Linked DNA regions of Mus musculus: regions 1, 3 and 4 are each linked to region 2. A link is a loop called in an ENCODE intact Hi-C map of the cell type or tissue named here. Cell type or tissue: gastrocnemius. All regions are shown on one strand. Region 1 has its middle 25 kb from the start of Gm40646. Region 2 holds the start of Vgll2 (vestigial like family member 2). Region 3 holds the start of Gm40646 (a long non-coding RNA gene). Region 4 has its middle 39 kb from the start of Gm40646.

What was found. A loop is a pair of places that touch in the nucleus more often than their neighbours do. Peaks named below come from ENCODE experiments on the same cell type or tissue, not always from the same donor. Only the 100,000 strongest peaks of a DNase experiment are listed, where the experiment ranks them.
Region 1: it touches region 2 in a loop (2.9-fold over the local background); 2 of 42 quality-filtered maps call a loop at or near these places.
Region 3: a loop joins it to region 2, with 2.0 times the contacts of the local background. A loop is called at or near these places in 2 of 42 quality-filtered maps.
Region 4: it touches region 2 in a loop (4-fold over the local background); 2 of 42 quality-filtered maps call a loop at or near these places.

Annotation. Positions count from the first base shown.
Region 1 is chr10:51,941,524-51,949,523 of GRCm38, reverse strand. No RefSeq gene overlaps it. Among named protein-coding and RNA genes, the nearest start is that of Gm40646, 25 kb to the left of the region's middle. In gastrocnemius, a CTCF peak has its summit at 3,579 (motif pointing left); no DNase peak of the experiment used is centred here; H3K27ac peaks cover 2,470 bases.
Region 2 is chr10:52,017,941-52,025,940 of GRCm38, reverse strand. It overlaps Vgll2 (vestigial like family member 2), which reads right to left and starts at 3,439. Exons shown (of 3, transcript NM_153786.2): 1 at 3,138-3,439; 2 at 578-884. The coding sequence starts at 3,218. In gastrocnemius, no CTCF peak of the experiment used is centred here; DNase peaks (open chromatin) are centred at 764, 2,995, 3,300 and 7,297; H3K4me3 peaks cover 4,018 bases; H3K27ac peaks cover 3,929 bases.
Region 3 is chr10:51,964,448-51,972,447 of GRCm38, reverse strand. It overlaps Gm40646 (a long non-coding RNA gene), which reads left to right and starts at 2,048. Exons shown (of 3, transcript XR_871644.2): 1 at 2,048-2,301; 2 at 6,571-6,743; 3 at 7,122-7,163. In gastrocnemius, no CTCF peak of the experiment used is centred here; no DNase peak of the experiment used is centred here.
Region 4 is chr10:51,927,653-51,935,652 of GRCm38, reverse strand. No RefSeq gene overlaps it. Among named protein-coding and RNA genes, the nearest start is that of Gm40646, 39 kb to the left of the region's middle. In gastrocnemius, no CTCF peak of the experiment used is centred here; a DNase peak (open chromatin) is centred at 4,760; H3K4me3 peaks cover 198 bases; H3K27ac peaks cover 2,969 bases.

The sequences.
Region 1 (8,000 bases), 76 kb after region 2:
GGAGTTGTTCATTTTATCCCTTTCTGTGCTGTGCTATTTGTAAGAATGTCACTCTGTGGAACCTGTGGTTAAGGAGTGGGGAGTTGTGCTCCAGGCCTTGATTTAAGAGTATCTATAAAAGTTACTGGGAATTCTTCACCAGTGCTTTACATAGTCAACTACGTCTAAATCACATATTCCCTTGAATTTAGGATCCTGCGGCATATGGTATGTGCGTTGTGGGTCCCACTGTCTGCTCTGACACAGGGCTGGGCAGCTCGAGGAGGCAGGACGTGGGAAGTTTTGACCTTGCTTACCTCACCACGCTGTCGCTGGGCAGGTGTTAGGCCATAGGGCAGCCCTGGGACATGGCTCTGAGAGTGGGAAAGCATAGTCTGACATGCAGGACTGTCTGAGCTGGCTCTGGGCATCCTGGTGGGAGTTCAGAGAGCCCTTCTACCCGAGATTAGATGGAGGCTCTATAGGCCAAGGTGGCTCTGTAGGTGAAGGCCTGTTCCATTGCTCCCCATGGCAGATCCTGGTGAAAAGAGGCAGTCCATAGTTTTAAAGAATTAAAACAATTAAAACCGTACTTCACTTTTCAGGGAGGAGTGTTTGGGTTGGGGAGTTATTGGCTAAGCTTCCAGGCCTTTAGGTACCTCATTAAAATGGAGATCTGTCTTGAGCCTATGTGACCACAGGTCAAGTCCTCTACTTGTGGAGGGGCTTGGGGCGTTGCCCTTATGTGACTGATGACCACAAATCTATGGAGGACTGCAGCTAGTGACAGGGGCCTGGTGCCCAGGAACAGGTGAAACACTTACCATCTCCTTAAGGTTCCCAGTCTTACTTACTCAACTGGGAACCAGGCTACCTTTCATGGTCCCACAATGGTAGGCTGGCCCATGTCTTGAATGCTGGGGTTGCAGATGTGCACCACCATAACTAGCTTCAAATCCTTGAGGAGCTTGCACTTTGCCAGCTTACTTTATAGGTAGAGTCAAACAATGTGCAGGCTTTGCAGATGTGTGTTTACATTTAATTGTATACATGTATTTTTCGTGGGTTGATCATTTCTTTTTATCATTGAGTAAAATATGCTATTTTACGCATGTATTACAATTTGTTGATTCATTCATCTGTGGAAACACATCTTGGCTATTTTCAGGTTTCTTTTTTCTTTTTCTTTCTTTCTTTTTTTTTTGAGGCTACAAAGGCAGCTACTATACAATTTATATACAATATTTTCAAATTAATTGAGCAATATCCAGGAACATAATTTCTAGATCAGATTAAGGCTATGTCTATTTGTGTTTGTATGAAACTATCAAGCTATCTTACAAAGCCTTAAAAGCACTTGGAATTCCCATGGTTTTTCATCACTGCTAGCATTTGGCTTTCTAGATACTGAAAATTCCAAGAGGTGTCAGGCATCAGCAATATGCCATTGTTGTTGTAAACAGTGTCCTAGAGAGTAAGCTAAGTCAAATAAACATTTATTTTAATCTATTATCTATTTTCTTTTGTTAGTTAATCTATAATGCATTGTTTTTAAAACAATTACAGTTGATTTATAAAAATATTTTATTTGAAGACATATATGTATGTCTTTTTATGTTTAAAAGAATTAAAACAGTGTTAACTATAGCAGAGAGAAAATGTTTTTTTTTCCTATAGAAATGTATTTAGATAATTTGCCCTCTGAAAATACATCATTAACCCAAAGATTGGTTTTTCATCTCCTCATAGGTTCTGCTAATACAGAGGGTTTTGGTAGAAGCTCAAAGTTGTATCTTTTCTCTTCTCTCCTCTCCTCTCCTCTCCTCTCCTCTCCTCTCCTCTCCTCTCCTCTCCTCTCCTCTCCTCTCCTTTCCTCCTCCTCCTCTTCTTCTTCTTCCACTTCTTCTTCTCCTCCTCCTTTATCTTCTTCTTCTTCTTTTTTTTTTTTTTTTTTTCGAGGCAGGGTTTCTCTGTGTAGCCCTGGCTGTCCTGGAACTCACTGTGTAGACCAGGCTGGCCTTGAACTCAGAAATCTGCCTGCCTCTGCCTCCCAAGTGCTGGGATTAAAGGTGTGCGCCACCACCGCTTGGGGCTATGTTTTCTGATTTAAATTAAAAGTACTTTGCCAAAGACCAAATTCATGGAAGATGAAATCAAGATATTTGCATACCACTTCAAATGGGGGGATCAATTAGAAGTGAATTGTATAATTACCAGGGGGCAAAGTGTAGACTAAAAGAAGACCCTGTGCTCTTCATTACTTGATTATTAAGTGTATGCTGGACAGCTCAGATACTATGTTTTTAAATGATTGTTATATAGTAGTAGACAGCAGCTGAGATATTAGCTACAGGAAAAAAAAGTCCTAACTCTTTGGGAGCTTCTAGTCTGGTAAATGAATTTGGATGGTGAATGAATGACTAAGTACTACAGCATTCTTAAGTGGCCATGTCATAAGCTCTTGTGGTCTTGAATTATTTGAATGAAATACTTGAAATTTTATTTCACCATATGCTACTTGTGTTTTAACTGACACTTTTTTGTGGTGATGGTGGGGGGTGCTTTTGGAATGGTTCTTCCTTAGACATTTCCAGGATTGAAGATGTGTGTGGCTGCTGCCTGGATGCCCACACCCAGATAGTTTATTTAATCTAGCTATGGGGGCTGCAGGAAACTTGATACTGGGATGGGTGAATGGTTTTTTACTTCTGTCAGGGAGAGCTGCTGATCCACCGTTCTTCAACGTTACTCAGAAATATGAACAAATGTAAATATCAAAAGGGACTCCCACAGTTTGCATAGTTCTCATGTGCACCCTTCAGTAACCCTAAATGCCTATATGCATTTTCAGCTTGACTTGAAGTCCCAGGCTGGGCCACTTGGTTTTTCCTGTGAGATGGTTTATTACCACTATTAGTTGATTAAACATTTTCAACGCTTGGAGTAAATCAGTTATGTTATCTATTTGTATATTGGGCTTCTGTTTATGGGTGGAGTGTGCCAAACATGCAGACTAAATGAAAATATACCCTGCAGGAACCATGCAAGGCATCTCTGACAACAAGCTGCTATGCTGTGGGGAATCCAGGGAATCTGTGCTTGGTGCACTGTGCTAGGAGCCTCTAGCTGGGGTGGAAAGTGAGTGGTGGGAGTGGAATCCCATGTGTGGATGGCTGTCATACTGCTCTGACTTTCAGGGAGAGGGAGTGGTAGGCAGTTTAAGGAACAGATGGGTGTCCCTGGACCTTTGAGGTTCATGGAAGCAATTATGGCAGTGTGAGTTATAGCTGGCTTGCTAAGCTCCTCCTGCATTGAACTTTCAGTTCTGTGAGTCTGAGGAGGTTATTGGCTCCCCAGTAACTTGTGTCTTCTCCATTTGATGTTCTCCATCAAATCTAAACCACATAAAGAATTCCTGGTTGCTGCTCCATTTCAAAGATAGCTTTAGAGCCCGTGAAGGACAGAATGGGGGGGGGGTAGGGATGGATAGATTTGGCTAAGAGGAAAGTGTTGAGATGATTCAAAGGGCTCCTGCTGACAGAGCAGGGGTAGCTTGACCTTCTGTAGGCCCACGTAGGCAGCCTCCTACTGGCTGTTATTTCGGGTGTTGGAAAGCCTGCCTGCCTCAAAATATCTCTCTGCTGTCTTGCCAGGTTCTGTAATTCCCACCATGAGAATCATCCTCTAGCTAAAGCATTGTGTCTCCTGGCTCAGTGTATAATGAGCCGGGCTACACAGTTAACCCATAATTGCCCATTAGCCTGCAGCCTTTCTGCAGAGAATAGCTACCAGCTGTTGTAACCCAACCCTGCTTTTCTAAGAGAATGTTTTTCACAGCCTCTTCACATAAGTGAGGGGAAATGGTGCCTCAAAGCTCTGGGTTGGGAGTATCATGGCTTCTGTGGGAGAAGCCACTAAGGCAGGGATGGTATCTCAACTACCTCCTTGGAGGTCACCAGAAGACACACTTTAGATTCTAAGAGGAATGTGGAATCCAAATGGAGTCAAATAAGTATACCGAAGTCCATGGTTTATAGATCAAATGGTCTTTGGCATTTAGTTATTTGCTTATTTATTATGTATGTGTATGGGTATGTGTGTGTGTCCTGGACACACATGGAGGTCAGCGGATAGGTAGCTTGTGGGAGTCAGTTCTCTCCTTGCATCATTTGATTCCAGGAATTGAACCCAGGTCATCAGACTTGGCAGCAATCACTTTTACATGTGAGCTATCTTGCCAGCCCCAACCTTGCCTATTTTTAAGGATGCCTGTCTATCACATATGATTTAATGTTTGCTCAAAATATCCTATTACAGGTTAGGAAAGATCCCTGATGTTGTCACTGTAACTACTCCTTTAGACATGGGGAGGACTTGTTAAATGGTAAGCCCGTTACAAGAAACGACCAGGGATTCTTTGAAACTGAGAGAATTCATGAGAATCAGCCCATGCCCCAGGATAGCATAAGGGGAGTGTGGAACCTTGGTGTGCCACAATGAGGTGGGCAACATTTCTTTACACAGTGCTGAAACTGCTGTTGTAACCCATCAGGTTGTTGTAGAATGTGAGTTAGCTTCCTCGGAAGTAGGGTCACAAGCTCTCTTTACAACATTAAATTCTTAGGCTGCCTTCCCATCTTCTGCTGTGGCACCCCTTGTCTCTGGGTCTTTTTTTCTCATTGCATTCCTTGCAGAATGTAGAGGGAGGGACCCCATGTGCAGCTCTGCTTTCTTTCCTTCCCTCTGGTGAGTCACTTGGATGGTTCAGTGCTGGTACAGGAGCACCCTTTACCTCCCTCAGGGAATGATTCTGTGAAGTGGCCATAGTTCATACCCCTGTGCTATCAGGCAGTCTGCCCCAAACCAGTGTGATGACTTCAGAGTAGAATCTCTGGAGCTGTTTTGCTGCCTGCTGTACATATCAGGGAACGACGATTAGTCACTGGTATAAGATAGACTCCGGGTTCCCATAGGGAGTAAAGGGAGGAAATAGAACCGAAGCAGATCTAAAGTCAGGGATGTGAGGAAGGGCTGTGGAAAGTGTACACAGAGCAGGGACAGGAGCCAGACTCTGTTAGCTAACAGGAATTATCCAATGTTTTTGAGTCTTCATTTTCTATTACAAATGATGGTGTCAAATGATCACTTCTAATTCATATCCTATGATTAAAAACTGAATGAAAAGTTTCAGATAAAATAGTCAGCACTGTGATTCTGACCCATAATAGATTATTTATTTTTATGTTTTTCAAATGCTTGTTATTGATGTTTTGAAACCCTGGTTAGCATGTGGTTGTTGGATATTTGAATGGGAGGTTCGGAAGTAAAGCCTTGTTGGAAAGGGTGGATAGTTACAGTGCTAACTCATGTTGCAAGAGAGGTTATAGTAAGGTGGTTTTAGGATGAAAGAAACTTGAGTGTGAATGTATATTCAGCTAAAACAGCAAATAGATAAGTTACAATCATGATGTGCAAAAGAGGGAATAGCTTTTTAAATTAGGTCATCAAAAGACCTACAAGGAAATAGACATGCGTCTAAGGGCACGAATCACTAGGAATATGCGTGGCCCATGTACTCATTGGAGCATGGTCAAACTTCCAGTGGCCAGCGCCTTAAAGGAAACTGAGTCCTTCCCCATGCCTCTGCTAAAGTGTGATGCGGACACATTGTATGAAATTCCCAAATAATTAGTAACAATTCTATGTTGTGGGGGTGGGGTGGGGAGAGAGTCACCAGCATGTAGCAAGGGCACCGCTTGCTTTCAAAGGCAGGAAGACGAGATGAGGAGTTGATAGGTTATAGGTTTGGAAATGATAGAATCAGGAGCAGGGGACACAACTGGGAGGTGGGGAGAAAGGGAATGAGAGAGAAAGACAGGGAGAGAGACAGAGAGAGAAAGAAGGAGGGAAAAAAGAGCGACATACACAGTCAGAGGGACCGAGAGAGACAAAGATAAAGAGACACAGAGAGACAGAGAGATAGAGAGACAGAGATTTTTTTTTTTTAAAGGAGCTGGCTTAAGCGCTTGTAGACTCTCCCTAGTCTTAAAACCTGCTATGGACTCAGAGGGGAATTAACGTTACAGCAGTGGAAGTTAGTCATGTTACAGGAAAGCCTTCCACCTAAGATGTGGCCCACCTACATTAACGTTTGGTGGGCATTCACTTATAACCTACTGATTAACATGCAAATCTAAAAATAACTTCATACAAACATCTAAAATATTTGAACAAATAGTTGGGAACCTTAACCCAGCAAAGTTGAGGCTCAGAATTAACCATCACACCTGATAACAACTCTAACTTGATTTTGATCTTTGGTTCTCCATGTGAAGAAAAAAATGAAGCAAGGGCTTTCTAGTGTAGGAAATGTAGTCCTCTCTCTGTGTCATAGGATGGCCAATTTAAAGCTTGGTTTTAAAAAATTCTTTTTCTTTTCCTTCAAAATATTCATTACCTGGCCATGCATAATCTCATGGCATCCAACTCTTACTCTCTCTATTTTTTTTTTTTTTTTTTGATTTTGTTTTTTCGAGACAGGGTTTCTCTGTGTAGCCCTGGCTGTCCTGGAACTCACTTTGTAGATCAGGCTGGCCTTGAACTCAGAAATCCTCCTGCCTCTGCCTCCCAAGTGCTGGGATTAAAGGCGTGGGCCACCACTGCCCAGCTACGCTCTACTTATTTATGAACACTTAGCACTAGGCATTTGTAGGGCAAAGCTAGCTGCGAGGCTGAAGGGTGGAAGGTGCGGGGCGGGGCCGGGCTTGGAGCAAGAGACCTGTGAGAATTGTCCGAATCCTGAAAATCTCATCTTGAGATTGGCAGGAATAAGGATCGATCTGTCCCTGTTTTGGACCTGCATGCTCAGGCACATAGTCCTAAATTCCAACCTCCACAATCATTGACGTAGTCTCGTAGCCTAGTTGCCAAATTACAGGTTTAGCTTCCTCTCTCCACATAAGGATGTGTCCAGCAAGCACCTGGAATTCCTCTTCATGTAAATGAAGCATTCCCAGCACCTCAGCCCCAGCCAATGATGTACACTCACTCCGAAAACCTTAACCCACTCCCCCGCCCGCCCCCCCCCCCAAAAAAAAAGATTTGGAGAAGGCATTTTCCCTGCAAATCCACCCCACCCCTCCAAACTTTAAACTTCATCCCCCCCCCCCCCCCCCGTGTAGTGCGCAAAGGTGCTGAAATATCCGGAAAGCAGAAGAAAAACCGGGCCGCAGGTCTTTATGGTTCTGGCCACAGCAGTGAGCTCTGGAGGGTCTTGGGCAGCAGTGCGCACTGGGCTGGTACTACCTCACTGGGCTTGGCCTGATTAAAGACTGGGCTAATAGTAAAAAGCTTCCGGTCTGGCAAGATAAATAGCCGGATAAATAATAAGATAAATACCAATTTGTCCACAGAGTCACTTATTCCCAGCCTGACTCTGTAAATGTGATAGTTTTACTAACAGCTCTTCCTCAGTTTGATTTATCAGTGAAACTAAAGTCTTTACTTCCACAACGAAGTCAGTGCTTCCTGGGTCCTAAAGCAAAGGAGACTAGAAGGGAACAAAACAAATCAGGGCAGAGGAGCCACTGCAAGTTGACCTAGCTAATCCATAAATTGTTAGAGGTCATTTGCTCTCTCTGCTTCCTGAGACCATTGTGTCCATACTTTGGTGAGCCTGAAAGGAAGCCTCCTGGGAAATCTCCAGTGTAGTCAAGCCATCAAGATAAAATATGAAATCAAATTTAAGAACTCAAGTACTTATGGAGAATTTGGTGATTTGCATTTCTGAGTATCTTAGATGAGGTTGTAAAGAGTGCCAGTTTGGCCATTCATGAAATACAATGAGACGTTGAAATAAGAAAAGTGTTAGGGGTACTGTTAGTTCTTCTTACTGAACTTGAGCTGTTGCAGTTGATAGATCTCGAAGATGACCCTGTATTAGCAACGTGAAGATAAATACCGCCATGGTAACTTCTCTGCACTCTGTAAACTCATTTCTGCTGTTCTGGAATTGAAGAGAA
Region 2 (8,000 bases):
AGCCTGGCTAGTTTTAGGAGGCACTCTCCAGCAGATTTTACTTGTAGGGAGGTTTGATGGGCATATTTTCAGAAACTGCAAAGGAGCCTTGTAGATTGTTGGTGAAGGTTCTGCTCCATCTGGCGTGAGAAACCTCAGGTTTCCACAACAAACCATCCTCGAACATTCCAATTTTTGACTCTTATAACTTTCTCTGGGGAGGGCTAGGAGGCCAGGTGTTATTCTAATTTTAGAGACCTGTAAATATGGACCTCAAAGAGGTTAAGAGACTTGCCCAAGGTCATATTGCTAGGAATTGGTAGAGCCAACATACCAATTGTATGGCTTCCAATTCCAAGGCCAGTGTCCTGGCTTCACTGCTCCAGGCCATGCCACTGGCTTTCCTCTGCATCTATAAGAAGAGTTTGCACCCTTTCCCCTTTGAGACCTCTTCCTGGTTCTTACCTCCCTCCAGTGCTGCCTTTTACTCCCTCTTAAGTTTACTGTGCCTTTGGCTGCACTGCTTTGGGGCCCTGGAGGTCGACTGCAGAAAGGCAGATAACCCTTCACCTACTCTTCTCCATGGGGACCCACTCACCTCTCCAGGGTCCAGAGCTTCTGTGTGCTTTGCTGCTGGTACAGCTTGGGGTGTAGCTGCTTGGGTGGCTAAGGGCCCTACTGAAATGTTCGTCCACCACAGAGCTGATGTCCCCCTGGAAGTAGGTGAAGAGGACACATCTGGAGTTGATGTACTCAGCTTCGGGCGGGCGCTCTTTCTCTGGGCTGCCCTCCTCTTCCTTGACACTGGCTGGGGTTGGGTTGGAAAATGAGGAGCTCCCGCTGGCACTGCTGCCAGGGCTGGCGCACTCTTGAGCTTCCTGCATTTTTGAGTAGTAGGCTAGTTTCTGTTCAAAGAAAGAGTGAAACATCAATTCACAAGAGATGGTCAATATAGGTGCATCCTGAACGTATCCATTAAGTAACTGGCATTGCTGTCTAAGCTTTGTGCCTGCCACAGAAAACCACCAATCAATGGCAGGCAGGGCAGTTGCCTCTCTGCCCCTAAAGAAAATGTGCCCTACTTGATACCCCCTCTCCCCAGAATTTCAGCTGAGCTGAAGGAAAAACTCTCAAAATGTTGGGGTGAAAAATTTCAGAAGACAACCAATCAATCATTAACCAATCCAACCAAGAGAACAAACTAAATCAAACAGAGGAAAACCAAACCTTACTGTAAGGACTGTAAGTTGAGTCTGACTTTAAGGGACTTGCTCACAAATGCACTTTTTAAAACAGACTGTAAGATTAAGGGCATCCGTGTCAAGTTGATAACTATCCTCTCTCTACAGGAGAACTCAGAGCAGAAGTGCTGATACAAGATTAAGCATCCTCAAGATGACACAGAAAAACAGCAATGAGAAACAGAATCTACATTTCAGAACCAGGAATGAAGTATCACAGAAAACATGAAAGAGTTCTAAAACTGTAACTGGGGAAATGTGGATCTTTTTACTAAGTGGAAGTAAGATTTTGTTATGTGCACCCACAAAAAAGTCTCCAAAGTTGGAGACAGTTGTTTTCATTAGTTTGTTGGTTTTGACCCAAGGCATGGGGTGGCCTACATCTTGCCATGTAGCTGAGACTGGCCCTGAACTAAGATCTTTCTTTCTCAGCCTCCTGAGTGCTGGGGCCACAGGCATATTCTATGTACTTGCAGTTTTAAAACATCATTTAAGTAAGGAAAAGTTAGCAAACAACTAGCACACTGTCAGCATCTCCAAACAAGTTTAGGACAGAAATGATAAAAAGGAGCAGGAAAGAAGGTTGAGCTTCGATATAGCATGGAGCAAATCACTGTATCATTGAAACTTTAAAGCCCGACACAGCTACTGAGAACATTGTCTTAGAATTGAGCCACAGGCTGGGTATACTGATAACTCATTCTAAAGGCAGAGATGGCCTTGGAGGAAGGGCAGAGTCTTACAGAGCGACATTTAATATAGTAGACAGGTCTGGGGTCCAGGAGGAGAAAGGACCAACTAGCAAAACCTAACTATCTTTCTTCTGGTCCTATAGTGGGGAAGGATTGCTGGTCTCAGAAGCTGGGACCAAAAGATAACAGTTTCTAACTTCACCACACTCCAAACGCCATATTCCCACTTCATTTAAAAATGATTCCTAAGTCTAAGACTACAAGTTCTAGTTTGGGAAGTTTGCGAGGGGAACTTAAAGCAAAATTTACTCACTTCATCATCTTCATATTTCGTTGAGATTTGCAAACAAAATTGTTTAAAGTATTGACGCAAACATTACAGTACATTACAGCGTTTTCCAAAGGGAAGACCAGGCGCTTACTTCAGCCTGATCCAGACTTCTGCCCCAGGTGTGTGTGCTTTCGCTTTTTCCCTGGAACACTGTCCTCAAATTTCTGCTACCTTCGCCAGGGACACGGAGGAAACATTGCTTGGCTAGACACACAGCTCAGGGAAAAGAGAAATCGGCAGAAGAAAACCTCCACAGTTTGCAGGAGCGGGGTTAAGCGCTCTTAAAATTGACTTTGGGTTGTCAAATTCTGCCACTTGGGTCCCAGAAAGGCGAGCTCCCATAGCGGGTCAACTACACCTAAATAATGCTCTCTAGAATTCTGTAAAACACAGACCAAAAGGCCGATGCAGGTTTCTGCTGATAAGGAATCCACCAGTTCCTTAGCTATTTGGCCAGACCGGGCCACCTGAGCTCTGACTTGGAGAAACCGGCTTTTGATTTTCCTTTTGTTTTATTTCTACGGTCAAGATCAAAGTTCGGATTTCCCTGCGTGAGCTTTGCGGGAAGCTCTTTACACCCGCACCAGACTCTAAAAAGAAAATTCAGTCTAACTGATCTGGGAAGGACGTGGGTGAACATCCGCACGCCTTGGGTGCTGTCTCCAGACAGAAAACGCACCAGTTAAAGAGAATTAGTTAATAGCGGTTGCAGCGCGCGCGGTCCCGGCATCACGGTGTCTTTGGGTGCCTGTCTGTCGCCCTGGAGCGTGGAAGCTCAGGGGACCTTTCAGGTAGTGGTACTTTTGTAGCCGTGTGTGTGTGTGTGTGTGTGTGTGTGTGTGTGTGTGTGTGTGTGTGTTCCACCGGTTCCCGCCCCATCTGGACGACCCGTACCTGGTGGTAGGGAGTGTAGGCGGCTGCGAAATAAGGCTGCGGGGGACCGTAGACCTGGTACATAACATCCAGACAGCTCATGGCTCCCCGCCGCGGAGGCAGCTGAGTGGTTTCTCATCAACGCTGTTTTCGCGAAGCTCAAGGATGCTGCAGCTGCGAAGGCGGCGCCCGAGCCCCGGAGTCATGGGCTGCGGGGCAGCGCTGGGCTGGGGCTGCGGCAAACTCGCTCCCCTCTATCTCGGCGGTTCCAGCCCGGCGGTGCTCCCGGGCAGAAGCGCCTGGGCTCCCGCTAGAGCGCATTTAAACCCTGCAGCCCGTGGCGCGCTGACGCTAAGAGGGGGCGGGGACCAAAGGACTGCGACGCGGTCAAAGAGTTTTCCCGGACTCCCTCGCGGAAAGCTCGTGTCCTAGGTGCCAGAGACTGAGGATCTTGAATGTCGGGGGGTGGGGGTGGGTGGGGGAGGGGGGAGGGGGAAGTGGGGGAGCCCAGTCTTCCCTCCTGGAGCATCAGTGTCCCAGGGATTTCCTTCTTCCCTCGTTTCCACGTGGGACAAAGACTGCAGGGACACAAAGATAGGAAGAGTGACAAGCGGGGGTGCCGTGGCAGCAGAGCGCAGCAAAGTCTCGAGCAGTTCTTGTAGAGAACCTCTGCCTACAGTTCCCGATTGCGTACGAGGAGGGCCAGGGCTATCTTTTGGAATCTCCCCACTAAGAAAGGAGTTGAGGGACTCCTCCGGGAAGTGGCCGCAGTGGCTAAGACACGCAACTTTCCCCCTCTGTCCCATCTCTGCCCTCCCACCAACCCCAGCAACTCTTTCCAATTTTAATTCTGCTTTTTTGGGTCATTTCTTTCTCATTTCCATCTTGGTTGCTCTCATACCCTCTTGGGTGCTCTTCAATGAACCAACTCCATCCACACGGACAGCGTGCAAGCTACTTTCTAAGATTCTATGAGCTCCCACCCATCTTCCTATGCCTGGCTGACCAAGCTCAGAGTGTCCACCTGGCCTTTAAGGGTCCTCAATATTTAGAGCAATGACTCCTTGGGTCTAAGTCAGAGTACTTGGGCTGTTTCTTTGTTTAGTTATAAAAGCTGTGCGGCTCAGTTTCATTAAGGCAAAAACAGTGTGTCCTCCAGTTGTGAAACATGCCCTTTACTGGTCCCTTTTCTTGTCCAGTGATGCCTGCGGGCGGGGTGGGCTCTTATTGCAGGGTAGGGTGGGCTGTTCCTGGTGTCTGCTCTAAGTCCCACCAGAAACCCTTGGGGGAGGGAACCGACATCGCAGTGGAATCCTCCCTCTGGTCTACTATAAAAGTGAACTGACACAAGGTTACCTCCGTGGCAAGGTTAAGCGGCAAAACTTTTTTTTTTTCTTTCCAGTTACGGAAAGAACCTCAAGGGACCTTGGAAGGCCAGTCTTGGGGCCCCAGGCACCCGGTACAGGCATCATGGATAGATACAAGTGAAAGGAAACCTTGTTATCTGCCAGTTTAAACCTAACAGCAGCAACTCACCAGGATTCTTACACAGGCTATTCAAGCGCAAGGAACTAACTTTTGAAGACAACTCTTTTTAGAAACGGAACATTTGAAATCAAATTACTTCTGTGTTGCATTCTGTTTGTGTTTTCCAAACGGGGTTCCAATTCAGCTTATAAATGGGGAGCCATGTTGCGGAATTCCTCAACTAACTAGGATAGAATGTACTACAAATTAAAATGTGAACACTTTACTGGATGGTGTTCAAATTTATAATCCCAACACTTCGGAGGCTGAGGGGGGATCATCACCAGATTTTGGGGCAATCTATTCTACACAAGTTACCATTCCGGAAAAACCAAAATAAATATAAATACATATAAATTAACCCCCAGTACAGTTTTTAGGAGCAGGGCAAGGGTTGGCTTTACCAAGCAATCAGTTGGAGACACTCTGGAGCACTGCACTGTGGAGGTGCACAGAAGACAGACTCAGGTCTCTGCTACTCTTTCTCAGAAGAGTTTCAGATGGTGTGCATTACGCTCCAGGCCTGTTACTCCCATCTGCTGGCCACAATCTCCTGGATACAGGAGACCTTGTTCCTAGATGCCACACACACTTGCTTCAGTTAGCCATTGACTCAAGCAAGGCCGGCTAGAAGCCAGGAGTTAGCTCAGGCCACAGGTCTAAGGACACCTGAGCAGGCCAAGTGCCAAACAGTTCCTGCACTAGTGAAACAGAGACCCAACTTTTGCTGCTTCAGCCCAGCTGAAGTCTCCAGGTCATCTTTCAATGCAAAGGCTCCACTTTCAAAGAACTTCTTCAGGAGACTGCAGAATGGATAAGCCAGCATTTTTGCTTGTGCACAGAGTTGGTGTGCGTGCATGTGTGTGTCTTTGGTCCTCACCTACCCTCTTTAAGAGTAAGAGTCTAGCTGATGGCATTTTAGCTAGCAAATACCCCCTCCCTCCCTCCCTCCCTCCCTCCACTCTGTTCCTTCCTCCCTCCTTTTCTTTCTTAGTTTGGACTTCAAGGGGGAAAAAAAAAACACAACTTCTTCAGGTCCAACAAGTCCCAGTACATGTTGTATCTGAAAAGAATGACAGAACAGGAAGGAGGAAAAGATGATGCAGTTATCCCAGGATGCTTTTGGTCCACAGGACTCCATCCCCTCTTATAGGAAGTAGTTTATAAGAATCTCTGTAAATAGTGATGGTTCAAGAATTTAGAGGAACATAGTGAACTGGGTTAGTGAGAATCAGCCTTGCAATTAGACAGGAGAACATTCCTTTCCATCCAAACCATAAATTAAGAAAAATTAGGAGCCTCAGAGATCAACATCCATCAGTGTTTTCTTTCTGAGAAGACTTTCTGGTACATGGAGGTGTTTCTCAGCTCCACAGATGGACTCTAGTATATGATGAAGCACAAAGTAAAACTCGGGTACCTTAAACCTTTTATTATCCCAGCTGGTCAAGGAATGGAGTGGAAGAAACTGGATTTTGGTCCAGAGGCTTGGAGCTGGTCTACTGATTAAAGAAAGCCAATGTTCCCTCTCTCTTCCCCCTCTACCACTTCCTTTGACAGAGGAAATACTGCCATTAAACAGTTAAAGTAACAAGTGCAAAAGAGAAAGAAACATAAACAATTGTATCAGAATGTGTTTAACTTTTCTATCCCTTCAAGATAGATTCAATTCATGACAATTTGTTGAAATGCTAGGATTCCACCAAAAATATGTCCCCCCTTTAAAAAATGTTTTGTTTTCATTTCTCCTCTCTCTCTTTCTCTCTGTCTCTCTGTCTCTCTGTCTCTGTCTCTGTCTCTCTCTCTCTCTCTCTCTCTCTCTCTCTCTCTCTCTCTCTCTCTCTTTCTCTCTGTCTCTCTGTCTCTCTGTCTCTCTGTCTCTCTCTCTCTGTCTCTCTCTGTCTCTCTCTGTCTCTCTCTGTCTCTCTCTGTCTCTCTCGCTCTCTCTCTCTCTCTCTCTCTCTCTCTCTGCATGTGTTTGTGTGTGTTTTGCATGTGTTTTGTATGTTGTTTGTGTTTGTCTCTGTATGTGAAGCTGCTTTCCCTGCAGAGGTTCAGAAGTGTATGAGTGGTGGCTGGGAACTGAACTGGGGGCTGGTGGCCCCCAAGAAGACAAATAAGCGCTCTTAATCATGAAACATCTCTCTAGACACCCCAAATGTCCTTTTAATACACTAGTTCACCAAGGCATGGTGAATCATACTTGAAATCCAAGTACTCTGGAAGGCTGATGCAAAAGAATTGCCAGGAGTTTGAGGTCAGCCTGGGCTGTAGAATGAGACCCTACTGAAGATAAATTGAAGAAAGAGCTTCCATCTGGTCTGCAAGTCTAACATTATCTAAAACTGTAAAAATAAATCTCAAAGTCAGTAAATCCTTCTAAGTACCCACAGAGGTTAGAAGGGAGTCAGATGCCATGAATTGAGTTGATGGTTGTGAGCCACTATGTAAGTGCTGTGAATCAAACCCAGACTCTCTGCAAGAGCAATACATGCTCTAAACTTGCTGAGTCAATTCTCCATCTCCAAGAAGCATCTCCAAGGACACATTTGAAATGTAAATAAGTAAAATAATTAACTAATAAAAGAAAGGCCACATGAATAAAGCTAGATGGGCAGACCACGCCAGGCCCTCAGCTGCCTGTGGTTTGTTGGGCTCATAGAGCTGGCATCACTTGCTGCCTCATTCTGCCAGCCAGAGGGCTGAACACAATCATAATCTCAGAGATTTCCCTCCCTAAAGCTGTCCTGCCACTTTAACTGAAAAGAGATGTGTTTGGATTTAGGAGAACAGCTGACAAGATTTGGTGGATTCAAGCTGTTAATAATATTAAGTGAAAACATTTCTGCAAAGCTGGGTTTTCAGGTGTGATACGCTACCTATAAATCACAGCTCACTAGTGGAACATCTAGGTGGTGACTTTATTTTCTGAGAAATAGCTTAAGGAAAAAAAAAGAGAGAGAAACTCATATACCTTGAAGCCTTACTAAAAAATAAGAAAAAAAAAGGATTCAATTGTTTTCATAGAAATTTAGAATACATCCTAAGAGTGTTCAGAAAAAGTTATGCATGGTCAGGCCAGATATAATTATTGAGACTCTTTGGTAAGTAAGTAGAAGTTTGGGAACACACACATACACACACAGAGAGACACACACGATTGTTTAAGAGTGTTAAATTGTACCTGCCTCATATTTTTGAGACTATTTTTTTATGTAATTTAAAAATTAGTTTTATCTTTGGCGAAATAGCCCAAACTTTCTGAATTTCATTTTTTTCTTGAGTTTATGTACCTGCTATGAATGTTTAAAACCGTATTTATCTTTCATAAGTGAATTATAGTATATATGACTCATG
Region 3 (8,000 bases), 53 kb after region 2:
CTTTCCCGGGGCCTAGCAAACACAGAAGTGGATGCTCACAGTCAGCTATTGGAAGGATCACAGGGCTCCCAAAGGAATAGCTAGAGAAAGTACCCAAGGAGCTAAAGGGATCTGCAACCCTATAGGTGGAACAACATTATGAACTAACCAGTACCCCGGAGCTCTGGACTCTAGCTGCATATGTATCAAAAGATGGCCTAGTCGGCCATCACTGAAAGAGAGGCCCATTGGACACACAAACTTTATATGCCCCAGTACAGGGGAATGCCAGGGCCAAAAAAATGGGAATGGGTGGGTAGGGAAGTGGGGGGGAGGGTATGGGGGACTTTTGGGATAGCATTGGAAATTTAATTGAGGAAAATATGTAATAAAAATATTTTAAAAATTACTGTGCTATGGGAAGATAAAGTTTAAAAGTTCAATATTCAATAAAAATTTTAAAGAAACATATTCAATATGTAAAAAAAAAGAATATGTACTGATACTGGAAAATGCTGAAGAAGATACATTGTATAACCATTTACCTATATCCAGGCTTGCATCTATTTTTATAAATCATATATATGTATATATTCACACATGTACACAGCATGTATATAGTTCTAAATATATAGTGTATATATAATATGCATTATAAATTATGCATACAGTTTTTAGAAAGACATATAATACAACTTTTATAAAAGAATAAGGATAGTTATACACAAAAACCTTGAAGGGAGTTTCCAGTTGTTATGAGTAGTTTATTCACTTTTACTTACTGGCTCTTTCCCTGGTATCACAGGAGATCATTTTTGCAGGCTATCATTGGAAGAAAATATGTGCTAAAACAAAGCATCACACCCTGTCACTGAATGCCCTGCCACTGATCTGGACTTCTTTGCCGTCTGAACTCTGCTGATGTCTTTTACTAAGCAATAGCGGGAAACAGATGTGAGATGAAGAGAAAAGGAGCGGAGGAGGAGGGCTGTGACTGGTGTTCTCAAGGTGCAGTATATCAGCAGCAATGATTGGGAGCTATTAAGATGTGGGATTTAACAATGGGTGCAACCTTAGTTGTGACTCACATTTGGGCTATGGAACCTGAAGAGGCCACCTCCAGTAGCCAGGCAGGAACCCCAGTGGAGCAATAGAGACAACAATCTACCCACACAACTTTCAACCCAAAATTTATCCTGTCTACAAGAAATGCAAGGACAGGAGATGGAGCAGAGACTGAGGGAATGGTCTACCAATAACTGACCCAACTTGAGATCCATCCCATGGACAAACACCCATCTCTGACACTATTAATTATACTCTGTTATGTTTGCAGACAGGAGTGTAGCATGGCTATTCTCTGAGAGGCTCCACTCAGCAGCTGATTCAGACAGATGCAGACACCCTCAGCTAAACATTGAATGGAGCTTGGGAACTCATGGAAGAATTGGAGGGAGGATTGCCAACCTGGAGAAGATAAAAACCCCACAGGAAGACAGACTCAACTAACCTGAACCTTTGGTGTTCTCAGAGACTGAACCATCAAAGAGCATGCATGGGCTGGACTTAGGCATTCATGCACATATGTAGCAGATGTGCAGCTTGGTCTTCATGTGTGTCCCAAACAACTAGAGCAGGGGCTATCCCAAAAGCTGTTGTCTGTGCGTGGGATGTATTCTAGCTGGGCTGCCTTGTCTGGTCCCAGTGTGAAGGATGTGCCTAGTTTCATAGATTTGATGTGCCTGGGTGGAGGAATACCCTTAGGGAGAGGCACCCACCATGGGATATAAAGTGAATAAGTAAAAATAATAGTAAGATGTGGGATTCAAAGTGCCAGACCCTGTTTGCATTTTGCGTAGAAAAGAGGAGCTGGGAAGGTGAGGAGGAAGCATGCATCCAGGGGCATAGTTTAGAAGGAAGAACATCCGTTATAAATTTCTAGTTTTCCTTTCCAATATCAGCCAGGTACCCTTGGCCTCCTCTTTGTCCTTCAGAGTCTTCCACGTGGCCACACTTTTGTTCCTTCACAGGACACGCGCATGTCTTTCAGTGCTGTTACCCTGTCCAGCGCATGCTTGCCAGCTCTCCTTTAATCCCCGCCTCCCAGAACTCTGCACACCCAGCGCTCCACACATTCCAGGAGGTCAGTACCCAGCACCCCGTGCTCTTTCATCATTAGAAGACCAGACAGTTGTTGCTAAGCAGAGTATACAGGGCACAACTGTAGCCAACTGTCTAACTGAAGATCACGCCTGGTATTTCTCAGTTTGCATGGATTATGAGTGGGGAAAGCAAGGATTTCCCAGTTTACTGCAGAAGCTGGTACGTCTCTGAGGCTTGTTATGAAAACAGTAGCTATGTTCTGTGGCTTTAATTTTGCTCAAACCAAAAGAAGCAACTTTTATTCTACACACACACACACACACACACAAACACACACACACTTTAAGAATAGGCATTTAGTTTTCTAGGTTAGAGTCACAATAGAAATAATGTTGACATTGCCTTCATAAGCCCATGTGTTTGGATTGGATTAGGGGTGTCCTTATGTGCCAATTTTTATTTTATTTAATCAAGTGACCCTAAAATGTGTATGCCTGTAAAGCACAGAGGTTATGTGAAATCAAATAGAGAAAACTTAAATTTGCACTGGTATTGGGCATGGATTCAGTTACTCTTTCGAATGTTGAACACTGTTTCTGTGAAATGAAGGTAAGGCACTTACTGTGAATGAAAATGGGAGCGTGTATGTAAAGGGGCTTCTGAGCATGTGCACCAAATTGATCCATTGCTCCTTCAAATAAATTTCCATTATGAGGGCTTGAATAGCTGGACTTTATTTTAATCTGAAAATGGCTATAATTAATGTTTACTTCTGAAATAATAGTGTAAGGTTTGTGCAATGAGAAACATGAACTATTTGGAACCTTTCTAGAATAATTTCTGACTTTCTCAAGCTAATATCAACTAAGTGTCATTGGTTATGGAGAGTTTGCCTAAAACCTGATAAAATAATTCATTCTTCTAAATTTTTTATATGTTTGAACAAATATAAGAGTCAATTTCCAAAATCTCAATGGTAAAATTGATAAGAAATGGGACAGGTTTTAAAATGCCAAGTGCAATATTAGTTGAAGTAGACGTTGCTTCAATATATTTTTGCTGAATAATGAATGAATAGGAAGTTTCAGAAGGCACACTGAAACTCTGTCCAGCAGGGAGATGTACAGGGAGAGGTTCTCAGCTTCCCCATGGTAGGTAACAGAAGAGCCTCCAGAACTCTTTCTCTTGTGGCTGACGGGCTGCTGACATTTATTGGATGCTGCCTGAGTGCTAATCACCTCACTCATTTACATCCTTATCTTTCATTTCTCTCCATCATGCCTCCCAATGGGCTATTTCTGAACTGAATGAGGGCGTTGTCTCTACAGCCCGAAGAAAATACATGCACTTCCCATGGACTTTTGGGCAAATTTGCATAATGGCAATTGGTGGTGGTGGGTAGATAAAGAACTAGGGAGGCAATAAAGAAAAGAAAAGAAAACCAAGCTAATTGAATCATTTTGAACACTAGGAGACCAGGACTTGAGAGGGAGCAAGGAAGGGAATATGTGCAGGATATTCATCATGCCCATGTGACTTGGAAGAGCCTCTGCAGTGTCTCCTCTTCTATAGTTTGCCCTTCTTTGTGTCATTGAATCTTTACCCCAAGTCTTTACCTTTAGATTTATTGAGTTATAATCAGAAAACTATTTATACTTAACATGTGTAACTTGTTTTAATACTTATGTGCATGGTGAAAGTACTGAAACCAAACTAATAACATTGTCATTCCTCACCTCATCTAGGTTGCCAGTTTTCTCCTTCCTCTCCCCTTCCTTCCTTTCTTCTCTTCTCTTTTCCAGCTTCTTTTCTTCCCCTAAAGCTTGTCACATGCCACATACCATAGTCTGAGGTGTTTTCTGTGACTTGAGAAGAAATGGTGGGCAGGTGAGGATGTTGACAAAGCTCTAGTCCTTTTGCTTGTGCATTCCCCAAGGCTCTCAGTTGCTTCCAATGCAAAATATGTATAGTATCCACCTTAGAGAGTTGTTTTGAATTTCTGGTTTTGAAAATGTGGCAAGATTGCAAATCAACCCTCTATAGTACCTCTGTTTTCAAAAGGGATCTCATATTTGGGTTATGTTCTGTTATGGTTTTCAAAATTCCCAATGATGTTATCTTGGAATATGTGTTTTGTAGATAACGGCACATACGATACACAAGTGGCCATGACATGGCATGTAGTCAGTTTCATATGTATGGTTGTTCCAGATCCACTGGGTTGGCGGTCTCACCTCCCTGCAGATGTATACATGATGTAGTCTGGGGGGATTGGTTCAAGATGGCACAGGTTGGGGCCCATGCAAATATTGGTAGCGATGAATGATGGTAGCAGCAGACTTGTCTCACACAGCAAACCCAACCAACCCAAAACAAATGTCAGCTGTGGTGAGTTGAGTGAGAAATATCCCCTATAGTCTTGGGTGTTTGAATGCTTGGTCCCCAGTTGGTAGTGCTGTTAGGGAAGGCTTGGGAGGCATGGTCCTCCTGGAAAAAGTATGTCACTGTACACTGGCTTTCAGAGCTAAAAGCCCTCCTGGAACTTTCAGCTTGTTCTTTCTTCTTGGTGCTTGTGGCTGAGATGCAAGTTCTCAGTTCTCTATGTCCAGTTCCAGTCACCATGCCATGCCTACTCACCATGACGGCTTCTTATCCTTCAGGAATCATAAGCCCCAATACATTATGTTTTCTATAAGTTGCCTTGGTCATGGTGTTTTTATCGCAGCAATAGAAAGCAAATGAAGTCATCAAAGATACATGAACTTGTCATTGTATAAGTTCACATTTAAGTATAAGTTTAGAATTAAATAAAATTCTTTTGTGAGCAGAGTCCAAAATTAAAGATATAGTCTGTAAGAATGTCCTAAAATTTATGTATAATAGTTCATGGGTAGGGAACCCTAATGTTATAACCCTCTGAAGACATCTTCAATAATGTCTGTAAGCTTGTATCATAGGAAAGGTTATTCTGAAAAATATAAAACATTATTTGTGATCTTCTATTTGCCAAGGATAACTGTTGTTGCTTTTAATTACATTGTGGAGAAATTTCACTTGGTGTTAAGAGATTGCTCAGCCATTAAAAATCCATACTACTCTTGTAAAGGACGCAACATAGGGAGACTCACACTCCAGCTTCAGGCGAATCAATGCCTTCTTTTAGACTACTATGGTATTTGCACTTACATGTGAACCCCCCCCCCCACATATATTCATGTAAGTTTTAACGAGGTTAAAAACTTTGCTTAAAAAATTTTAAAAAGAAAAATTAAATTCCAAAATGAGTCATGTTTTTAATCATTAAAATGAACTTGTAGAAAATGACCTAAGTAAAATTTATAATCAATAAGGGATTATGTTAATAAAATATTATTCACTTTATTACAGTATGGCTTCAAAATATATATTTGAGATTTTATTATATTTATTTGTATTGTGTGTGTGAATGCATGTATAAACTAGTGTATGTGTATGTGTATGGATCCGTAGCATATGTCACCCAACACCTATGGGCTCTCTTCTGTGGTGTGGGTACTAGGAGTTGATCTCAGGTTGCTGGAAAATTTCTTTACTTATTGAGCCATCTCACTGGCACACCCAAAATATATTTTCTTGCTTAATAGACCATATTTGTAGTCATACATAACTATATATATTTAAAGAAAATAGCTTGATATGTCTCTATCTTTAGGTGGTCTGCTTTAAAAAATATATTCCTCAAATTTTTCTTTCCTGTTGGATCCTACCAATGACAGCATACCAGCACCTACCTCCTATACACAAGCAGCTCACAGACACACATTTCTAGTACCAGTGGTACTGGTCCACGTTCTCCTGGTTACACTGTGTTTTCTGCTTAGGTCACCCTTACTACCTCTTCACCTAGAAGGATCCTCTGTATAGTTTTATACTCAACTCCACCTATAAAAATGTTCTCTACATGCCAGGCAATGGTAGTGTACACCTTTAATCTCAGCATTTAGGAGGGAGAAGCAGGAAGATCTCTGTGACTTGAAAGCCAGCTTGGTATACAGATTGAGTTCCAGAACAACCAGGGCTGTTACACCGAGAAACCTGATTTGAAAAATCAAAAAACTCAAAACAACAACAATAGCAACAAACAAACAAACAAACAAACAAACAAACAAGTTCTCTTAAAACTTTACCATACATTAATCTCAGCTTATTTTGTCCTTTCATTGGTTGTTTGACTCTCTCTTTTGCTAGAATCAGACCTTATTGAGGACGATCCTATTGACGACAAGGACCCTACTTCTTTAATGTCTACTAGCACAAATGCCCATGCTTTCGGAATTCTGATGAATAAAATTCCATGAGGATATATTCAGGCTATGTGCAAAGCATTAAGAAGAAAACCAGCTAACAGCGTAGAGATATTGAGCTGAGATATTTAGCTGAAATAATGACCAGTGTGACTGGATGGTGTGGTTAACTTTGCAAGTGTCCCTGTTACTGCTTTACTCCCAGATGTCATCCAGACAGACAGGGAACCAGGGAGAAGAGCAGAGTGAGGAAAGCAGAAGGGATGACAGGGACAGTGACCTGGAGGCAGGAGCTAACCTGTGAGCCAAGAGACTCCTGAGTTATGGGATCTCTCTGGTGACCCACTTCCATCGCTCTGTAGGCCACTAGGAGTACAGGTATGTGCTATGGTGCTGGCTTTTCATGTGGGTTCTGGGGATTTGAACTTAGGCATTCATGCTTGCAAGAAAACCACTTTTGCCCATGAACCATCTCTGCAGATGCACAACTTAAACTATTAAAAATTAGTTTATAATATATCTTTGATTTTTTTTTTTTTTTAGTAACAACGGCTAATGAGTATTCAATGATTTTATGCTGTTGTGGTTACAAGCCTTTTCTATTCCAGCTCTCTATTCTTCTCATTTCTGGTTCTTCTGACTGGTTTCCTTTTTTTAAATAGTTAGTTGGAAATAAGGGTTGTTTTTGTTTTTGTTTTTTGTTTCTTTGCAATATATTCTTATTATGTTTTCTCCTCCTCACTTTTCTACCTGCAGTGGATTGAATGTACTTGGCTCAGGGAGTGGCACTATTAAGAGGTATGTCCTTGTTGGAGTAAGGGTGGCCTTGTTGGAGGAAGTGCGTCACTGTGGTAGTGGGCAATGAGATCCTTCTCCTAGCTGTCTGAAAGTCAGTCTTCTCCTGTTTGCCTTTGGAAAAAGATGTAGAATTCTCAGCTCCTCTAGTGTCATGCTTGCCTGGATGCTGGCATGCTTTCCACCATGATGATAATGGATTGAGCCTCAGAACCAGGAAGCCAGCCCCAATTAAATATTGTCCTTGGTCATGGTGTCTCTTTATAGCAATGGAAACTCTAAGACACTGCCCACCCACCTTTATGCCTTTGCTTCTCTCTATCTTAGAAAACAAAGAGAACAAAGAAACCAACCAAACAAACCAGAATAATAAACAGTGTCTGGAAGGTACTGTTTTCTTGTTGTCTTCCCTCTCCTCTGGCTCTCACAATTTTCCTACGTCCTCTTCAACATAGCTCCCTGACCCCCTGGAAAGAGGTTTGATGTAGACAACCCATCCAGGACTGAGTTTTCCAAGGTCTCTCACTCTGCACACTGTCCAGCTGTGGATCTCTGATGTTCCCATCTGCTATAAGATGATGCTTCTCTCACGATGGCTGAACAAGACACTGATTTATGAGCCTTTCAGGATGTTGCAAGGAATACCTTTATTGTTAAATTCCTTCCTCAGAACAATAGTATTTGGTTTTGAGCCTGGGGGACTTTTTTCTTCTTATCCATTTTATCTTGAGTCTCATAAGAAGTTAGACACAAAAATAAAATAATAAATGTACAAAAATGCACTTTTAATTTTTTTGAGCTCTTTAGACTATTTTAAAGTGTAATCAAGTTCTGTGAAGT
Region 4 (8,000 bases), 90 kb after region 2:
GGAGTCTTGGCCATCAAGGCTCTGTTGAGGAAAGCAAGCACATCTGTTCTGTGCTGCAGGAAGAATGTTACGGTTCAAGGAATAAGAGGTTGGATGTGATCCAGCATGGGGAAGACCAAGACCCAGCAACTGAAGTGGGAATCATGATGAAGACAAGGTCATCAGCCACCTGGGCCATTAGTCTACAAGGCCAGCTGCAGGGGCAGGAACAGGTTTGCTGAGTTTTGCAGCTACAGGTAGTTTTCCTCACTGCTATTCTACAACTGGCACTATTGCAGAACCTGAGAGGTTGCAGCTATGCAGCGCACAAAATATCTGTCTTTGAGATGCTAACAAACTAAAAGACAGAGATAGACTTGCAACTACAGTTTGCATCAAAGACCTGTAAGCAACTACAGTTTGCATCACATAGTATTAGGAAACAAAGTAAAACAAAAGGGACAGCAAGGGAGCTTGGGGGTGACACCTTTTGGGATGCAAATAACTTCTTCTTTTCATTTAGTTTATTTAGCTCACAATGCTTTAAGATGAACCCAGATGTCAATCAAGACTGACACATTCCTTAGAAACCATGTTTATATGTCAGCATTAGGGATATTTTGTTTCATGTTTATTTGTTTGTTGGGTTGTCATGACCCCTGTCCCTGGAATGCGCGCGCATGTGCGCGCGCACACACACACACACACACACACACACACACACATGTGTGCATGACCCATATTTACTAAGCTATGGCACAGGCACACCCATATGGAGGATATAAACTGTCAGTCTATAATGTTAAGACATGGAGGAAAACAACAATATTGATCATGGACAGCTAGTTACATGATGCTAAGATTGTCTGAAGGCTCACTTAGAGTCACCTTCACTACTCTAAATCTTCCGCTAAATGACTAAACATTTAGAGAAGACTGTCTCTCAAATCCCATTTGGAGCTGACTCATTGAAAATGAGTCCCAAAGGATTAGAACTTAATCTTGAGAACCGAGTTTCTTCTAGCTGATGACTATAGAAGATTCTGCGGGACACCATAATCTCAGCAATTATATTCTGCCAGTCACAATGGGAGGTGCTGCTCTGCCCGTAAAAGCCCCACAAAGTATTCACAGCTGTTCTCCAGTTCTCATCTTGTATCACAAAATGGTCCCTGGGAATAAAATGGTAGAGGGAGTTTGGTGTTCTGAAAGGGCTAAGTGATGATTTTTTTTTTTTTACATTGGTTGGAACTGTATTGTGCTAAATTTTATTATGGGTTTCAATTTTGTACACGTTGTGGTCTTTTTACCATGTATCTGTCAATGTTCTCTTCCTGTAGGGGGAGATTCTCTGCCTTGTAACTTGGAATTGGCAAGTGGCTTTTTAGGCCTATAGAATGAGGTAGATATAAGAGTGATACATGTAGGGTCCCCAATGGAGGAGCTAGAGAAAGGACCCAAGGAGCTGAAGGGGTTTGCAGCCCCACAGGAGGAACAACAGTATGAACCAGCCAGTGCCCCCAAAGCTCCCAGAGACTAAACCACCAACCAAAGATTACACATGGAGGGAGGGACCCATGGCTCCAGCTGCATATGTAGCAGAGGATGGCCTTGTCAGACATCAATGGGAGGAGAGGTCCTTGGTCCTGTGAAGGCTCGATGCCTCAGTGTAGGGTAATGCCAGGATAGGGAAAAGGGAGTGGATGGGTTGGTGAGCAGGGGGAAGGGAAACGAGGAAAGGGGCTAACATCTGAAATGTAAATAAGGAAAATATCTAGTAAAAATTTTTAAAAAGTAGAAAAAACAAAACAAACAAACAAACAAAAAGAATGCGGCATGTGATGTTAATGTCAACTTGACAGAATCTAGAATTGTGTGGGAGATGGGCCTCTGGGAATATTTGTGAAGGATTACCTTGATTGAGTTAATTGAGGGGGGAAGACCCATCCACTATGAGTAGATCATTCCCTAGGCAGGGAATCCTGCACTATGTAAGAATGGACACGTGAGCTGAGCACTAGCATGTAGCCAAGCATTTGTTCTTTCTTCTTCTGTCTGCAAACATATGGTGACTAGCAACTTCAAGTTCTTGATATTTTTGTCTTCACCATGATGGAACTGTGAGCCAAAATAAACCCTTTCACCCTTATGTTGATTTTGTTAGAGTATTTTATTACAGCAACAGGAAAAGTAACTACCATAGGTCAATTTGGAATTTAGGGTTCAAAGAAGGAAGGAAAAAATTATTTAAGTTACCTTCAAACATTTAACTGAACCAAGGCTAAAATACAGCTTCCCAGACTATCAGGATAAGCACACACAAAACAAATGTGCATTTGATGGCAAGTTAAAATCTGTCTGAGGATTTTGGAAGATCTCCTGGCTTCCCACTTGAATGCTATGTCAATGTTTGAAAAAGGAACTCTATTCTAAGAGCCAAAGGCAAATCTATTGAAAAATTAACTTTGTTTTGTTTTGCAATATAGCTTAAGTAATTTACTCAGCCCAATAATTGCTAATTTGAAGGTATTAAATCTTCTAAAATAGTTATAAAGTATTCTGAGCAAATAAAATTTAAAAATCCACAGTGTTAAACCCATAATATCAAAACCAGCTTGTATGAGACACACTATTTTTATATAAGACAAAGTCTTGGGAATATTATCTTTTTTATTTTCCTCAGTGTGAGTAGTGGCAAAATATATGAGTTAATAAAATCAATATCACAAAAATTATATATGTGTGTGTGTGTGTGTGTGTGTGTGTGTGTGTGTGTGTGTATGTGTGGTATCATCTTAATTTGCAGTTAACTTGACATTACAATGCCTGGACATAATGCAGTGATGTTCTTGAAGATATTGCTATCCATAAGTACAAATAAGGCATCTAAAGTTCAGAGAACACAAGTGATTTGGGTCCAGTTACTTCTGGCTCTATGTGTAGCCAGGGGTGTGCAGATCTGCTTGGTCAAGTTTTTTTCATCTTTCTTTGTTTAGTCTCTCTCTCTCTCTCTCTCTCTCTCTCTCTCTCTCTCTCTCTCTCTCCCTCTCCCTCTCCCTCTCTCTCTCTCCTTCTCTCTCTCTGGTCTTTAAATGATGTATATGCTTAAAATAGTATTTTGATGTTATATCAACTACTCTAGGACAGGCCTTGTTTTCACGAGGATTTGAACAACATAAAATTGACTCCACAGGTCTTTTGTGTTTGTGTGTTTGTGTGTGTGTGGTTTTATTTGGTTAAAGTTCAATGCGGCTTTTTGTTTTGTTTTGTTTTTCTTTTTCAGTGTGACCTTATTTTGTTTTCTGCATTTGGAGGGTTTTGTTTTTGTGTTGGGTTTTGCCCTTTGTTTTTCTGAAAAAGAATTCAAAGTGGGAGAGGATCTGGAAGAACTTGAGGAAAGGGAATAATATGGTCAAAATCTATTTAAATTTGTAAATTGTTTTAAATAATAAAACATTATACATAGACTGTATCTTGATCATTTCTACCCCACTCTCCCTTTCACCTTTCCCTAATCCCCATCCAACACATGCACTCCACACTCTTATGTTCCTTCTTTTCTCCACCCATTTTATTGTCTGCAAATTTCTTACATAGCTATATTTTAATCAAATTCCTTTTCCATTCTATCCTCTGTCATTTCTCTTTATCCCTGTAACCTCTTTTCCTTTCCAACTTTGTGTGTGTTGTTTTTTCTTTTTTAGAATTTTAAAACACTCTGAGTCCACTTATTGTTGCCTGTATGTTCGTGATATAGGGTCATCTACTGAAGCATGGGTAGACTCTTAAGGCATGCATTTCTGAAAACAACTGTCTCCCTGAGCAGCCATCAGTTACTAATAGCTCACCAGCTTGGTGCAGAACTTACAGAAATAATGTAAGATCAGAGGTACTGAACATCAGCAAAAAAGTAGTTGCTGGACATCTCCAGGCTCACTCACTCGTGAACTTACCTTGACTGTGACTGTTCCCCATAAGACCTGAACAAGATCAAGTCAGCCACAGTCACAGTAAGGATATGGGAGGGGCCCAGGGTGACCCACCCATAGCTGAGGCTCCTTGTCCCTTTTGATATAAGAGGATGATGAGGAGATGAGGAAAAGCTTGACGGTCTTTCAATTTGAATTAAATTAATATTATGCTGATAAAATGGGAGAGGATTTCATGAGTCTTGAAATAATTTGCACTTGAAGCAGTTTAGGTTTTTAGGGAAATCCTTACTCAGTATATATATTTTCCTGAGAGTCAGAAGTGCTGTCATTTAGAATGCTATAGTTGAATAAAGCTCCCCCATTGTAGTCTATAGTTTGGTTTTGTTGCTTAGTCACACAAACCTCTTCAATGTGTCTCAGAGACTCAATGATCTTTATCCTACTCTTTTAGTCTCCAAACAAATATAAAGTACCCAAGCAAATACTTTTATAATCTCTTACTATTTTCTTTTATGAGAAGATATTCCTGCAAATAAATAAATGAAGAACCAGGTATATCCCCTCATTTCCACCAAGATTATATTACTTCTCTGAGGAAAAAAGCCAAACAGGATGTAAGCATGGCGCAAAACCACTAAGCAAGAGTCAATTTGGAATGCCATATTCCTGTTTTAACACTTGCAATCTAGTCCCCCAACATGTGATAAACAATTTCCCTAAGTGAGGTGGGCAGGTGTGGCCATTTGCTTGTAGCATGTATTTCTCTTGATGTCACCATGCCCCTAGTTTGGCATTTTACTAGATCTTGTGGGGTTCTGCCAAGGGCACCAGACAGGCTTTCTGTCAGGAGATTTTCCAGGCTAAGAGCCAGAAAAATGGCTTGGGGTTTTCCAGAACCTCCTTAACTGTTCTTTTCAGCTCTGATCTCTTATGATAGCAGCAGGAGGGTGCAGGACACAATGGCTTATGTCATGGACAGCTAGCTGGCTGTCGATTAATAGCCAACATATATAGAAGTCTGTAAGAATTTGGGCCTTCAATACCAGGGTGCAGGCTGTAAGGAAAGAAGGTTTGAAGAAAAGAAGGCTGTAAGAATGTGTTGATGACAAGTCCCTGCCAAAGAGATCTGTCTTCACCAAAGGAAGGGAAAAACGCTTGTAATATTGTCAGTGTGGAAGTTTCTCTGGCAGCCAGCAAGCAGCCAGCTATTTGAGTCTCTAGGCTCATTATGGCTTTCCCATGGTGTGAACTTGGCTGGACTTGCTTTGTAACACAAATATCCCACTGGAACTCTCAGACCCAAGACAGAAAGCTGAGCTGCCTATCAGTAAGCAATGTTTCTGAAGTCTTGGAACCTTTTCATCATGATGTCATCTGGTTTCAAGGTTCAAGTTGCATCTGAGCTGATACTCTTTCCATCCCAAGTAACAGCAACGTGTGTGCCTGGGGGGTTCTTTGCAAATGCCTGAGACTTTTCACTACACTTCTACCTGCAAATAGATGCCCACTCTGTTTAAATCAAGTTAAGAGTAGGTTAATTTTTCTTTGTCTCTGAAATGCAAGAAGCAGTTGAAATATGAGTAGGCTGAGAAGACACCAAGTTAATTTGACATTTTTCTCCTTTAGATTTAATCCAGGCAGGGCCCTGTACATTCAAAGCATGAGTTCAACATTGAGCTATAGCCCAGGCTCTGTCACAAAACTATGGCACAACTAACAGACACTCAATTTAAAAGTATTGCTTATCTGGATAAGCTAGTCCTTTTCTGAGGTCTTTCCTTCTGGTTTCCATTTTATGTAATTTCAGTTAGGGAGATAATGACCCATTGCGTTGTGGAGATAATTTGGCCTGAGCCATGATTTGTTCTAGCAAGACACCTGAAATTGGTAGTTTAGATTGCAAAGTGCAGTTGAAACCTACAACAGCAGCCCTGAACACAAAATCCACCTTATTTTTCCACAGATCCCTTGAGTTCTGTCCTGTTCAAGTGTAGAGACGGCGCCTTCAGCAAGACGAGCCATTGCTTTATTTTTAAAGCTCGCTTATGTCAACGCTTTCTTCCGTGACTATGTTGGCCACGATTATTCAGGGGTGAGGTCACAGTCCTTTTCTTTCCTAGAGCTGCTTGCCATTTTCTCTACACCTGCCTTGCAAGTGACAGCTCTGTGGGTGTCCTCATAAATTACAGATCATGTGCCTTGGTCCTGATGCCTTGGGACAGGCACAAAGTTAGAAACTGTTCTGTAACTTTAGAACAGTGGCTGCAGGATGGGACAGCTGAGTGGAGACCAGAGATGCACATCAGCAGGGGTCCTGTTAAGACTGTCAGGCTGCCTGCCTGAGGCTGGCGGACAATTTGTACCCCTCAGTGTTGTAAAAATGGGACACAACAACCAGCCAGCAAAGGAATGGACAGATGCACCTAAGGGGGAGGTTTTCATCTTCTTGCTTTAAAGGGTAATCTCTAGGACTACCATCATGTGAGAAACAGCCTAGGATGCGTGAATTGCACTGGATTTAGTAAGAGACAATCACTTGCTTATATCTGAAGGAGCAGGATTTTAATTTCTTCCTTTAAAGTTTTTCAGTATATGGAATCCATTAACGGAGTTTGATATATATGTAAGAACAGCCATGTAAATGTGTGTGAACAACATTATTACCATAGAATCTCCACCAAAGGTGGAATGTCCCATCTACCACTGGGTTATAATAACTGATAGTCTACTGAGGACGCATAGTGCATTAGTTAGTTGTGGCCGTATAACGAGCCACATCCAGAACGTTTTATTATTTCTCATAGGTGTATAGGCCTGATGGGCAGTTCTGCTAATGTGAGCTGACTTTAGTCTATAGTTTGACATGACCACAAAGGAGAATTGGCGCCTGGACTGAATTCTTTCACTTACCTGTTGGTCATCTGGAATATGAGGGCAGGTTGGGCTCTGTTTCATATGTCCTATCCTTTATCAAAGGGTTTTGAGCAGGCTTTTGAGGAAAGTATAGGAAACTAGAATCAGAAGTTTCCAAAGTCTCTGCTTATATGCAGTTTTCTGCCTCTCCATTGCCTGGTGCTACTCAAACAGCAAATTCTAAAGTCAATATGGGAAACTACAAACAAGTGTGGACATGGAAAACTGTCCATGCAGACAAGTCTTTCACAGTGACTAGAAGCATACATCTGGAAATAACGCCTTTGCTAAAGTTAAAATATTTTGCTCTCAGTCCAGTGAGGAAACATGAAAGTAAATTTCAGGATTATGTGAAATATTTGGTAATCGTCTAAGAGACTTATTCTATTCTTTATGCTTCTTCAAGCTTATTAGGTGTTCCTCTTCACGTGGAAGCAGCTTATTTAAACATCAGTATTAAGATGCACAGGCTCTATCTTAAATTTCCTTGAACATAATATATAGCAAGTCTTAACATTTTTAGTTTTAAATGAGAAGGAGTTAGAAGGAGGATTATGAATCCCTGGGTTCTTTCCTGTACATATAATACATGTATTTTAGGGCACAAGGCTACAGTTGACCTGAACTGATATTTTATACCACATTTGGAGGATAAATGAGGTGCCTCAATAATGCTATGCATATTAAGGAAAATTTTAGTCAAATTTCATGACATATGGGTTTTGCCAGGTGTCTAGTGGTCATAATGATCTAGGATTTTTCTCTTTTGCCTCCTGCTGGAGTGGAACTAAGACTCAGGGCCACCCAAGAAGACAGGCACCATGTTCTGATTTAAAAGCAAAACTCATCTTCAAATCTGTGAAAACTTGAAGGCCATGATGAGCTCCACCTGCTCTGTTCTTGCAGTGTGGTATAAAGGAAATGTGGGAATTTCTTCTAGACCCTTCCCTTTTCCCTTCCCTTCCCTTCCCTTCCCTTCCCTCCCCTCCCCTCCCCCACCCCCTCCTCTCTCACAACTCCTTCCTTTCTCTTTCCTTTCCTATCCTTTTGTTAGCTGTTGCTTCTGCCATACTCTGTTCTAGAACCTGAAAATGGCTGCCTCTAGGATCCCATTTCATCAGCCAGCAGCAGCAAAACCCATTCAGGATCTTGGTTTATGTGTGAAGCCCAAGACCC